Linked DNA regions of Mus musculus: region 2 is linked to region 1. The links are chromatin contacts, found by Hi-C or POLR2A ChIA-PET in ENCODE. All regions are on one chromosome and are shown on one strand. The core of a region is the stretch at or near the end of the contact, and the rest is flanking DNA. Distances in the headings are between cores, read along the strand shown. Region 1 overlaps Gm42096 (a long non-coding RNA gene). Region 2 overlaps Llgl2 (LLGL2 scribble cell polarity complex component).

Region 1 (6,488 bases), core at 1,153-3,652:
ATAAGAATCTTTAAAAATAAAAAATACTCGCCGGGCGTGGTGGCGTGTGCCTTTAATCCCAGCACTCGGGAGGCAGAGGCAGGCAGATTTCTGAGTTCGAGGCCAGCCTGGTCTACAAAGTGAGTTCCGGGACAGCCAGGACTATACAGAGAAACCCTGTCTCAAAAAACCAAAAAAATAAATAAATAAAATAAAAAAATTTAAAAAAATTAAAAATAGCCGGGCAGTGGTGACTGCACACCTTTAATCCCAGCACTTGGGAGGCAGAGGCAGGCGGATTTCTGAGTTCAAGGCCAGCCTGGTCTATAGAGTGAGTTCTAGGACATCCAGGGCTATACAGTGAAACCCTGTCTTGAAAAAAGCCAAAATAGGCAGCCATCTTCCAGTAACTCGCCAAAATGACGAACACAAAGGGAAAGAGGAGAGGCACCCGGTACATGTTCTCTAGGCCTTTTAGGAAACATGGCGTTGTTCCTTTGGCCACATACATGCGAATCTACAAGAAGGGTGATATTGTAGACATCAAGGGAATGGGTACTGTTCAAAAAGGAATGCCCCATAAGTGCTACCACGGCAAAACCGGAAGAGTCTACAATGTCACCCAGCATGCCGTGGGCATCATTGTCAACAAGCAGGTTAAGGGCAAAATTCTGGCCAAGAGGATCAATGTGCGGATTGAGCACATCAAGCACTCAAAGAGCAGAGACAACTTCCTGAAGCGGGTGAAGGAGAACGACCAGAAGAAAAAGGAAGCCAAAGAGAAGGGCACCTGGGTGCAGCTGAAGCGCCAGCCTGCGCCACCCAGAGAAGCACACTTTGTGAGGACTAACGGAAAAGAGCCTGAGCTGTTGGAGCCCATTCCATACGAATTCATGGCCTAATGTACGCAAAGAAATAAAATACCAGCACCAGGAAAAAAAAAAAAAAGAAAGAAAAAAGCCAAAATAAATAAAATAAAATAAAATAAAACAAAATATATACCCACACTAAAACCTGCTATAGTTAGTTCTCTCGTTAATGGTACTGTAGCCATAAGGATGGTTATAGACCGACGTAATGGATTTGATGTTCTAGTTGCTAATTCAAGCCTTTAGCCATATTTTATATACAGCACAGCCAATAAACCATGTCTGTTACCACAAAGTGATTGGTTTTCCTTATGTCACATCAGCTTCTGTAACCAAACAGCTCAGGCAGGCATGAGTCCCAATGAAAGCCTGATTCAGGTTGCTGGGCTTCTTCAAGGTCCTGACTGGCCATGTACTGTCATGACCTACGTGTCATAATAATGATGCTACTTTTTAAAAATTGAGCCCCCTCCCTTTTTTGTAGACAAGGGTCTGTTTATTCCAGGCTGTCCCTTAAACCAGTTACATCACCAGGGTCGGCCTTGAGCTTCCGATCCTCTTGTCTCCACCTCCTGAATACTAGGATTATAGACATGCCCCACTATGGTGAAGTTTATGTGGTACTGGGGATCAAAACCAGGCAATCATCCTATCCACTGAGCTGTTACAGTGAGAGGACACGAACAGATTTTTAAGAACTTATAATATGAACATCATATTATAATTTAAGAAGGTCATAATATGAATTATTTCAACAACTTATATTGGGTCATGGTGAGGCCCTAAATGAACATCATATGTATTATTTCATTTTGGCATAAAGCCTCCAGATACTGAAAATCCTTGCCAGAGAAAAGAATGCTAGTCATGGTGGTGTGGACCTTTGATCCCAGTTCTTGGGAGGTAGAAGCAGGAGGATGGGGAGTTCAAAGTCAACTCGGACTACATAGTGGGTTTGATGTCATGCTGAGACCTTGCCAGACAGCAACCATTTCCACCAAGAGAAACTACAAATTTGAATCCAGTTTGTACGTGTGTGTGTGTATGTGTGTGTGTGTGTACATATATACTTTTCTTAAAAGACTAAGAGAAGGAGGAGAATGATAGACAGACAGACAGACAGACATCTTGCCACTGTGGTTTCTAGAACCTGTAACGATTGAGAGCCTGCTCTGGGCCCTAAAGCCAGAAAGAGCAAACAAAGCTGTGTTTCATTCACTCCAGCAGGCAGAGGAGATACAGCCCTGGAGCTTATTAAATACGTGGGGGAAACATTAGTTCTGTTCTTTAGGAACCACAAAGTATTGAAACTGTGGAGAACCAGAGATTCCGAGGTGAGGAGGGTGAGAGGCGAGGGCCGTTCATCCTGTTTCTGTTTTGGTTCCAGGGAAGTCGCGTTTCCATTGCATGGCATGCAACTAGATATTTCCTCCGTCCTCCGTGGCTGGGACCTGGCACACACTGTTTCCTGGCAGTCGAAGAGCGGCAAGTCCCAGCAGCGAGGTCAAAACCATTTTTGGAGCCAAAGAGCAGCATTCCTTTACAGTTAGTTAGCTTTACAACCGCCAAGGCCGCTCCTGCCATCCTGGTCTAGAGCGACACCTACCGGCAACAAAGGGAACTGTCCCAATTGCCCAGACCTGTGAAGATTCCCTGTTCATATAGATTGTATCCCTCACTAATTACAATCTATTTGATGATGTCTTAGGGTTTCTATGGCTGCGTTGAAGTATCGTGATCCAAAGGCAGGTTGGGGAGGGAAGGGTTTATTTGGCTTACATTTCCACATTACAGTTCATCATCGAAGGAAGTCAAGACATGAATGAACTCAAGCAAGGCAGGAATCTGGAGGCAGGAGCTGAGGCAGAGGCCATGGGGGGACGACACGACTGTTTACTGGCTTGTCCCATGCTTTCTTATAGAAAGGACCACTAGCCCAGGGGTGGCACCTCAATGGCTGGCTTTCCCCCCATCAATCATGAATTGAGAAAATGCCCAGCTGGAAGTGGTGGTTCACACTCTAATCCCAGCTCTTGAGAGACAGAGGCAGGCAGATCTCTCTGAGTTCAAGACCAGCCTGGTCTACAGAGCAAGTTCCAAGACAGCTAAAATGACACAAAGAAACCTTGTCTTGAAAAAAAAAGTAAGTCAAAACAAAACAAAAAAGAAAAGAAAAGAGAGAAAGAGAAAGAAAGATGCTGTACAGGCCTGCTTACAGCTCAATCGGATGGAGAATTTTTTTGGTTTTTTTTTTCTTTTTTCTTTTTTTTTTTTTTGGTTTTACGAGACAGGGTTTCTCTGTGTAGCCCTGGGGCTGTCCTGGAACTCACTCTGTAGACCAGGCTGGCCTCGAACTCAGAAATCCACCTGCCTCTGCCTCCCAAGTGCTAGGATCAAAGGCGTGGGCCACCACCACCCGGCCGACATTTCTTTATTTACATTCTCTCCTCTCTAGGTTGTGTCAAACTGACATAAAACTGTCCAGCGCAGGGAGCATCTAGAAATTGTCCCTCTAGTGATACTGCAGGGGCTGGGACCACAGCTAACTGGAAGACTCTTACCATGCATGCCTTCAGACCTCAACGCTGACAAACAAAAACTGTATCGCCAGGTGTGGTTGCACATGGCTGTTGTCCCAGCACTGGGGAGGCTGTGTCAGGATGGTCATGAGTTTGTTGCTAACACTGGTTACCTAGTGAGAGTTTGTCTCAATAAAACAAACAAACAAACAAACAAAAAACAACCAGAAAAACTGATATGTGCTTTAAAGCATTTTTGGTTTTTTGTTTTGTTTTTTTTGAGACAGGGATTCTCTGTGTAGCCCTAGCTGTCCTGGAACTCACTCTGTAGACCCGAGTGGCCTTGAACTGACAGAGATACATCTGTTTCTGCCTCCCAAGTGCTAGGATTAATGGTGTGCACTATGACATCCACAAACTTACATAAATTCTCTTCCTTCCTTCCTCCTCTTTCTTTCTTTCTTTCTTTCTTTCTTTCTTTCTTTCTTTCTTTCTTTCTTTCTTTCTTTCTTTCTTTCAAGACAGGATTCCTCTGGGTACTTGCTGGACTCATTCTGTAGACCAGGTTGGCCTCAAACTCAGAGATCTGCCTGCCTCTGCCTCCTGAGTGCTGGGATCAAAGGGGTGCGCCACCCTACCTCACACCCGGCTAAAAAATTTTTTTATTACTTTATGTGTATGAGTGTTTTGTCTGCATGTATGTCTGTGCACCATGTGTGTGCAGAGCTCTCAGAACACAGAAGAGGGAGTCTGAACCCCTGATACTGTGGGTACAAACAGTTTTGAGTCACCATGTGGGTGCTGGGAATCAAACCCAGGTCCTCTGGAAGAGCAGCCTGTGCCATCCCCAAGGCATCTCTCCAGCCCAAAGATATGCTTGTATGTAACTTGTGAAATGAGACACACCTAACTCCAGGCCTTGGTAGTGACTGTCTTGAGTTCTACATGAGTTGCTTGTCTGTCGGGAGCAGGTTGCTTGGCTATGGGTCAGCAGGGAGCTGTGTCCTCTCAGAGGGACATGGAAAATAGTAAGAAATAACAGAGCTGGGAATGGTGGCACACGTCTTTAATCCCAGAGGCTTTCCTATCTCTGTTCAAGGGCAGCCTGGTCTATTTAATGAGACTGTGTCTAAAAACCAAATAATGGCAAAAAGAGCTAAGGGATAAAGAAAAAAATAAAAGAAAGAATGGGGTGCCCAGTGAGGAGTTGTCTCGGGGTACAGTTACAGGCAAGTTGGCCTTTGACCTCCACACACACCATAAATAAATACTGCTTTTGTTTGTTTGTTTGTTTGTTTGTTTGGAGACAGGGTTTCTTTTCTCTGTATAGCTCTGGCTGTCCTGGAACTCACTTTGTAGACCTCGAACTCAGAAATCTGCCTGCCTTTGCCTCACTTTTATTTATTTTATTTTTATTTTTTTAAAGATTTATTTGTTTGTTTGTTTGTTTTTTCGAGACAGGGTTTCTCTGTACAGCCCTGGCTGTCCTGGAGCTCACTTTGTAGACCAGGCTGGCCTCGAACTCAGAAATCTGCCTGCCTCTGCCTCCTGAGTGCACCACACCCAGCAAGATTTATTTTTTTTTTAATTTATTTATTTTAAGTACACTGTAGCTGTCTTCAGACACCCCATAAGAGGGTATCAGATCTCATTACGGATGGTTGTGAACCACCATGTGGTTGCTGGGATTTGAACTCAGGACCTCTGAAAGAGCAGTCAGTGCTCTTAACCTCTGAGCCATCTCTCCAGCCCCTATCACTTTTATTTTACATGTGTGTCTGTGCATATGTGCTCATACATGTGGGCTTACACATATGCCACAGCGTTTTACGTGGGAATCAGAGTTTAGCAAGTAGTCTATGAGCGTATCCTCCAGTGGATGATGAAGATATATTCAGTCTAGTAGTCTTCAGCTGGGTGTGGCAGGGCAGACCTGTGGTCCTAGGACTTGGGAGGCAGAGGTGTGATGATGAGTGTAAGCTCCGGGTCAATCTGGTTCATAGGGCGAGTTCTAGGTGTGAGTGTGTGTGTGTGTGTGTGTGTGTGTGTGTGTGTGTGTGTGTGTGTGTGTGTGTGCAGGGAGGTGGATGCATGGGAGCCACCAGGTGGTTGCTGGGATTTGAACTCGGGACCTTTGGAAGAGCTGTCAGTGCTCTTGCAGGCTGAGCCATCTTTCTAGCCTGTCTCTCCAGCCTGTTAAAGGACTCTTGTAGGAGTTGACTCTCTGCTTCTGTCATTTACTTGTGTCCCAGGTATTGAACCCCAGCGGTCAGGCTTGGTGGCAGGTGCCTTTATCTGCTGAGTCATCTTGCCAGCCCTGCTTTGTTTTGTTTGTTTGTTTTGTTTATTTATTATTTATTTATTTATTTGTAATATGTAAGTACACTGTAGCTGTCTTCAGACACTCCAGAAGAGGGAGTCAGATCATGTGGTTGCTGGGATTTGAACTCAGGACTTTTGGAAGAGCAGTCGGTGCTCTTAACCACTGAGCCATCTCACCAGCCCCCTGCTTTGTGTTTTTAAGGCAATGTTTTGTCCTTTTACCCAGACTCCTGGACTCAGATGATACCCCTGCCTTCTCTTCCCAAGTATTGAGAAGCCCCGAGTGTGAGGCAGTGGTTCTCAGTCCTCCTAATGCTGCAACCCTTTAATGCAGTTATCTCATGCTGTGGTGACTCCAACCTTAAAATGATTTTCTCGTTTGTTGTGGTGCCACACACCTTTAACCCCAGTACTTGGGAGGCAAGGCAGATGGATTTCAGAGTTCCATCTGGTCTACAGAGCGTGTTCCAGGACAGCCAGGAACAACAACAAAGTTATTTTGTTGCTACTTCATAAGTAGCATTTCAGCACTTTTATGAATCATGATGTAAATATCAATATTCAGGACATCTCATATGGGGCCCCCAAAGAGGTTGAGACCCACAGGCTGAGAACTGGTCTAAGGATTTTTAGATATATTGGCAACTATACATAGTATAATCTTCCATTTTGTAGATGGGAAATTATTTCTAGACACATGGGTCCCTCACTGCTGTCCAGTGTTACCACAGAGGAGAATGGGAAATAAGCCACCTGCTTTGGTCACAGAGGATCTGGGTTCAGTTCCCAGAACCTACAG
Region 2 (6,056 bases), core at 3,276-5,775, 110 kb before region 1:
GCTAACTACAGCGCCCAGGACAATTCTCTCAGCACAACAGGCCCCAGACATCGCCAGTGAGGAGGGTGAGAAACCCTGCTCAGGCATTCTATGATGTACAGAAGGAAACCCGGGTTACCTTTTCTAAAGGTCAATGGGACACCTGCTGCCTTGATCAAAGCCCCTCGGGGATACAGCATTCCCCTGGACCATGGGGCGAGTGGCTGCCATGGATAAGACTCTTCAGGGTCTCAAGTACTCCGGAATCTGACTTTACCCTCAAAGCACACCCTGCCGGCACCAGCAAACCCTCAGAACCTTGACGTCTCAATTGGTGCAAGCAGCTCCTCCCTCCCATTTACCCCCTAGACAAAGAATGTGAGGCCCTCAGCTCTTCCCCTCCCTAAGTCTGAAGGGCAAAGGCCTTACCAATTCACGTCTTACAGAGCCAGGCCTTGGACTGTACGGATCAGGGGTTAAGGTGGAGTAGGAGAACCAGGTCAAGGAGGGAAGAATTCTAGCCCACCTCCACACCCTGTGATGCCTAGGGATCCAGGGGTCACATGTTATTTGGGGACCACAAGTGGAGCATACTAAAGGTAGGGGTAAGATTCCTTTACCCCAGTTCCACCCTAGCCTCACCCACAGCACACAGGAACCAAGGTTTATCCCTTTGCTGAGCCAGTCCATCTGGTTTCTGCTGGAATTGGCTTCCTTTTTCGAGTGAGAGATCCTAGCATCACCAAGGACAGTAGTGGCACCTGGGGGTCACTCAGGACAGGTGACAGGTACTGGCTGTAGGTTCCACCCAGCACACGTGACCGATTCCCTTAGGAATGAGGGTGGTAAGCCCCGGGTGTCACCCTGTTCCTAACACCTGCACCAGATGATCATCTGTGGCTTAAAAATCCAGTCAGGGAGAAGCACTAACTTAAGGAAGCTTGCTTCCAGGGGCAGGTGTCATGACAAACTCCAAGGTGACACCCCCACAGGTGAGCTGGGCACCTTACATCAAACTTCTGGACCCGGCTCTAGGAGGTGCCAACCAGCACACAAAACCCAGCACCTAAGTTTCCCGAGGCACCATGCTAACCACAAGCTGTCCTGTTGCAGGAGACAATCTGTATACAAGCCCTCCGCATAGGTGACGGGCCAACACTCTCCTGGTTCGTTCATAAGCAGAAAAGATGTCTTTGGATCTGGGTAAGCCAACGCCGATACTTCTCAAATGGAAAAGTAGAACAGAACCCAGAAAGGAGGGTCCTTCATTCACCAGGCCGTTTCAGGGTGAGGGGAAGCCCAAACCAAAGCCCCAAATAAAAGGCATAGTTCCTGACTGGAAGCCGAAGCTCAGGGGTGGATGGCTTGGTTACTGAGATGGTTTGGGCTCAATCCTCAGTACCAAAAATGTCAGAATTGCACCTACGGACATGCCCTGGAGATGCAGACCCCAGGAGAAAGGATCCTGCTGCTGTCTCGGACCTACAATCTACTTCGGACATAGATCAAAGCAGACGAGAAGGCTAATTATCCCCAAGCGGCTCCAGATTGCTGGGTGGCAGGAGGGGGAAGCTAATGAGCTCTGTCACACCCTGTCACACTCTTTAGCCTTCCGAGGCCCAGCTTCCTTGGGGAGGCCAGCAAAGCTCCTGGGGCTTCAGATGCCACACTCTGCCCCACTCCCTCAGGTGCTCTTCCCCCCCCCCCTCCTCCCAGGCTGGAGCCTGCAGAGAAAGCTTTTTCCTTGGGGACAGTATCAGGGGAATGGTCCTTGAGGCCACAGGGCTGCAACATCATAAGGATGTTATTATACCTCGGGACTCAACGTGCTTTCATCTTTTCTGTCCCTTAGCCTCCTTGGCAGCCCCGTGACAAAGCAGGCAGGGCTGAAAGTTTTGTACCTGTCATAGGTAGAAAGATAGGGGCTTGGTGGAGTTAACTCTCAGTCATTTCTAGCCAGGGAGAGACCTGGGACAAGGAATTCTAACTCCCAGGCCCAATGTCGTTCCTAGACAGCAAGGTGACACAGACCTTTTGATCCTAACACTCAAGAGACAGAGGCAGGTGGATCTCTGTGAGTTCCAGGCCAGTCAGGGCTACATGGTGAGATCCCCGTCTCAGAAATAAACAATAACAATATACCTCTTCCTAGGGGATGCCACTCTGTTTCCCAGTTAAGATTCCCAGGGGGCTTTTCAGGCAGTGTCACTCCCCAGCCCCAGCCCCTGGGGAGGAGCCCAGGCCAGGGTTTCCCCTGCCCTCCCTCACCGCATCCTTACCTTGTTAAACTGGAACAGATCCCGCTTCAGCCTCTCCCGGGCAGGGTCATGTCCAGTTCTCAGGAACCGCCTCATCTTGCTTTAGTTTGTGGCCCCCACAACAGACCTGCAGAAACCAAAAGTGCCCTTGAGCCCATGCCCACAGTTGTCCAGGCCCAGCCTCACCCAGACCCACAGCTTCCTGGGGCCAGAATCATCCTGGACACAGGTGTCCAAGGCCCAGGATCACCCAGGCCTACAGCTGTCCAAGCCCAGGGTCACCCAGGTTCACAGCTTCCCAGAGCCAGTATCACCCAGGCCCAGGCCCTCCTAAGACCCAGGATCACCCAGGCCCCAGCTGCTGAGGCCCAGGCCCAGAACCTCCCCTGCCAGGCCGGGAACCTCCCCACCAGCCTCTCTTCTTAAGCCCAGCTTCACCCTCACTTTCCTGAGCTCCTTCCACTGCAAGGGCCCAGGACAGGGAGACAGTGAGGCCTTGGTTCCTGGAGGTCTGGGCCTGTCTCTCCCCGTGGTTGATGCTCTAATGCCACCAGTTACCATAATGGGAACAGGAGAAACTGGGGGAGGAAGCCATTTACCCCAGCTTTATAGGAACAAAGAGAGCCAGCAGGCCCTGTGGTTAATTAGCTTAATTGTTAACCTGTTTTCTGAAAGAAAAAAAAAAACATAAAAATCCAGAAAGAGAAACTTCACAGCCTCCCTCCGTGCAGTGGGTTGGCAGAAGCGGGGCTGTCCTGTGGAATTTCTTGATCGGTGCCTCAACTGGACATGCAGGGGAAGGACCTGGGGCAGTTTTAGCAGGAATACCCAGGTCGGGGTAAGATGGGCAAGGAGCCCATCAAAGACTCACATAGCCAAGCCCCGTGGTGCTGGGGACCAGGTCTGGTCCTATGAGGCTGTGGGCTCTCTAGGTTAATCCTAGATCTGCCTTGCTGCTAATTCCCAGCTAGCTCCCTGAGCTCTGACTGGGCATCTAGAAATGTTCCTTTTCAGATGTGCATGGTGGCACACGTGTAACCTAGGTCACTGGGGAAACAGAGCATCAAGGGTTTAAAGCCATGAAGGGTACAAAGTGAGACCCTATTTCCTGCCACTCCCTAAGGAGGCCTTTCTTAAGGGCCACAGCGGAGCCCAAATCAAGAGAAGACATTCTATCTGTACCGAATAAAGAAAACAGCTCAAGACCCCCAAGCCACTCATCGACCATAGAAAGCATTCCCAGCCCAAGGGGGGAAACTATTTCTGTACTCTCCTTGGGGGAGGGGCTGTGAGTGGGTGGTTTGACTTTCAGCGCCCAGTAGCAGTCTCCTGCTGACCATCTTTGGCACTGGGCATGTTCCTAGGAACACAGGGGCTCACTCAGGCCATTACAGAAATGGCTTCCTTCATTCCACTCTAGACGGAAAGAGAAAGCAAACATAGCCGCCAGCTCGCTGAACGCTGCATGTAGGGTCAGGTAGACAGGCCGACAAAGTGTGCTAAGTACTTAAGCTGGAGCAGGGACGGGACACCCAGCCTCCACTGGGGAAGGGGGGGTGCTTCTTATCTAAACCGAGGCTGGAAAGATAGCCTGAAGGTTGGGGGCAGGGGTGGGTACAGTTCAGAGGCAGAGCACTTGGTGGCAGTGTACAAGGCCCTTCATCCTCAGCTCTGTAATCAATCAATTAAAGGGCCAAGACTTTGCTTATGAAAAGACTCTGGATTTAAGACTGGGGCTCCCCAGTTGCTGGCTGCGGATAGAGCCACATCCCCTGCAAATGCAAAGATCAGCAGGACAAGCCACTTCCAAACCAAACACCAGGGACCAGTCCCTGGGGAACTGTCACCCTTTGGGGACAATCAAAAGGTCATGATTTGCAGTGGGGGAGGGGAGAGAGACTAGGGATTTCACATTTTTAGGGAAGCAAGACCACTGCAGAGCCTCCCACTCGTGGGGATGGGTGGGGTGGGGCGTGGGGATTGGTGGGAAAGTCTGGGTACCCACCTGAGGTCCCATAACAAGCCAGAGAACAAGCATGGGGCATCAAGTACTGGGGGCTCCTGGGACTGGAGTGAAAACAGGCCCCAGACTTCGGCCATCTCTGCCTCTGAAGACAGCTGAGCTGGCTAGCTGAACATTCCAGCCGTGGGGGAGGGTGGTGCAAGCTCGTAAATCAGCAGCTACGGCTCCTGGGGTGCAGGCGCTCCCCTCCCCAGCCGAGGTCACTAGGTCAGAAGGCACAGGAAGCTGGGAATGACTCCCTGGGAAAGGAAAGAGACCAGCGGACTCTAGGGAAGGGACAAGAAGGGACCAGGACCATCTGTACTAAGGACCCCACAGGAGCTCAAAGTGACACGGCAAAGTGGTGAGTGGCAGGAAAGAGGGGACATGCCCCACTTGGTCAGGAGGGCAGAACACTCGGTGCAGGCTACCTACCCAAGTGGCCGTCGGAGCACTTGCTGTGACCAGCACTGTTCCAGACCCCCTGAATGTACCTGTTGATACGTTTTAAATGTTTTGGTTCAAGTTGTCTAGGCTCACTGTAGAAACATCAAATCACTGAGGGTGAATCGTCCTCCAGAGAACCTCAGGAAAATGTGGGGACCAGGTTCTGACCACCTCTGTTGTTTGTGTGCTCAGGGTAAACACTACACATCAGCTCAGGCGGAGGCCACCTGAGAGGCCAGGCAGAACACACCTACCTGACAGAGGAAACCAGGCCACAGACTAAGCAACTTACCCACGGTCACCACTGCATAGGAAGCGGCAGAACTCAGAGCTGACCCCCATGTATGACTAACTCCAGAATTGAGGGGCTTATAAAGGCGTCCATGAGGAATGGCTATTACAGGAGAGCTAATTATATGGCTGCAGTCAAAAGGTAGGGCCACGCGCACATACTCCCACAGGCCATGGAGCTCAAAGCTAACCAAGCAGTTTGGGACCAGGTGCCTGGTCACTGCTTTCAGAGTGTTCTTAAGAACTAACCTGCAGGGCTCAGTGACCTTGTGGGGGACCTACTGCTGGGGACCCCATTGGCCAGGGAGACAGAAGAGCGACCTAGGAGCTGGGACCAAGGTGGAGGTAGAACAGGCTTGGGGCCAGTGTAACTGCCCCAAGGCAAGGCATGAAAATACCCCACCCCTTCTTAGAGGAGGAGGAGGACAGGTGCGGGCCTGGCTCAGTTCAGAAAGCCCCCTCCCCCACCCCAGGCCTTCTACCCCAGATAAGCAAGCTCTCAGAGGAGCCTGGAAGTCAGGCTAGGGCTGTGAAGTCTGATAGGGGATGATCCTGCCTAGCCTATGCCTGGGAAATGGGGAGGTTAAAAGACTAAGGGGGCAAACCTACAGCCCCCCAGTGTGCCGACTCCTGAGGCAGACAGGCCATGAGAGATGCCCTCTGGCAGGAGGGAGAGTAGAGTGGGGAAGGAGAAAGTATACAAGATGCTGAGGTCAAGGGCGCTGGGGGTGGGGTGGGGGTGGGGAAGCCTCGCTGAGAGTTACTGGTCAGCCTCTTGGCCCTATGTGTTCACAGCACTCTACCCGGGACACTTTGCCTAGGATACCGCCACATAACCCCACCGCTCAAATGCTCCCTCGCCCCAGTCTACAACTGTCCCCTCCCTGCTACTTTCTCCTCGTATCCCCTACTCAGGACCTCGGTGACAGGTATTACCGGCCACATAAGGTTTAGGGCAGGGCTAAGGGTCAGGCGGGTGGAAGAGCATGGTGCCGTGGGCCAGGATAAGGAGCACATTCCAGGAGCACTGGGGCAAGTCCAGGCTGAGATCATGGAGTGACTCGCATAGCACCTCGCAG

What was found. Hi-C counts contacts between places; a loop is a spot of excess contacts on that map. ChIA-PET counts read pairs that join two places held with the same protein, here RNA polymerase II (POLR2A).
Region 2: POLR2A ChIA-PET joins it to region 1 with 10 read pairs in Patski. The contact joins two enhancer-like sites. A Hi-C loop is called at or near these places in 1 of 37 maps with a recorded cell type or tissue (heart). POLR2A ChIA-PET finds 5 or more read pairs at or near these places in 2 of 5 experiments (Patski and embryonic stem cell).

Annotation. Positions count from the first base shown.
Region 1 is chr11:115,718,719-115,725,206 of GRCm38, reverse strand. Gm42096 (a long non-coding RNA gene) reads left to right here. Exons shown (of 2, transcript XR_880315.1): 2 at 2,236-2,551. It also overlaps the pseudogene Gm11703. Among named protein-coding and RNA genes, the nearest start is that of Gm42096, 4.9 kb to the left of the region's middle. Within about 2 kb of position 2,402, at least 2 of the 3 ENCODE cell types and tissues checked have a DNase peak (open chromatin) inside an H3K27ac peak, as active enhancers do; they include heart, where a contact is called at or near this core.
Region 2 is chr11:115,831,105-115,837,160 of GRCm38, reverse strand. Llgl2 (LLGL2 scribble cell polarity complex component) reads right to left here. Exons shown (of 26, transcript NM_145438.2): 2 at 2,259-2,364. The coding sequence starts at 2,333. Among named protein-coding and RNA genes, the nearest start is that of Llgl2, 10 kb to the right of the region's middle. Within about 2 kb of position 4,525, at least 1 of the 3 ENCODE cell types and tissues checked has a DNase peak (open chromatin) inside an H3K27ac peak, as active enhancers do; it is heart, where a contact is called at or near this core.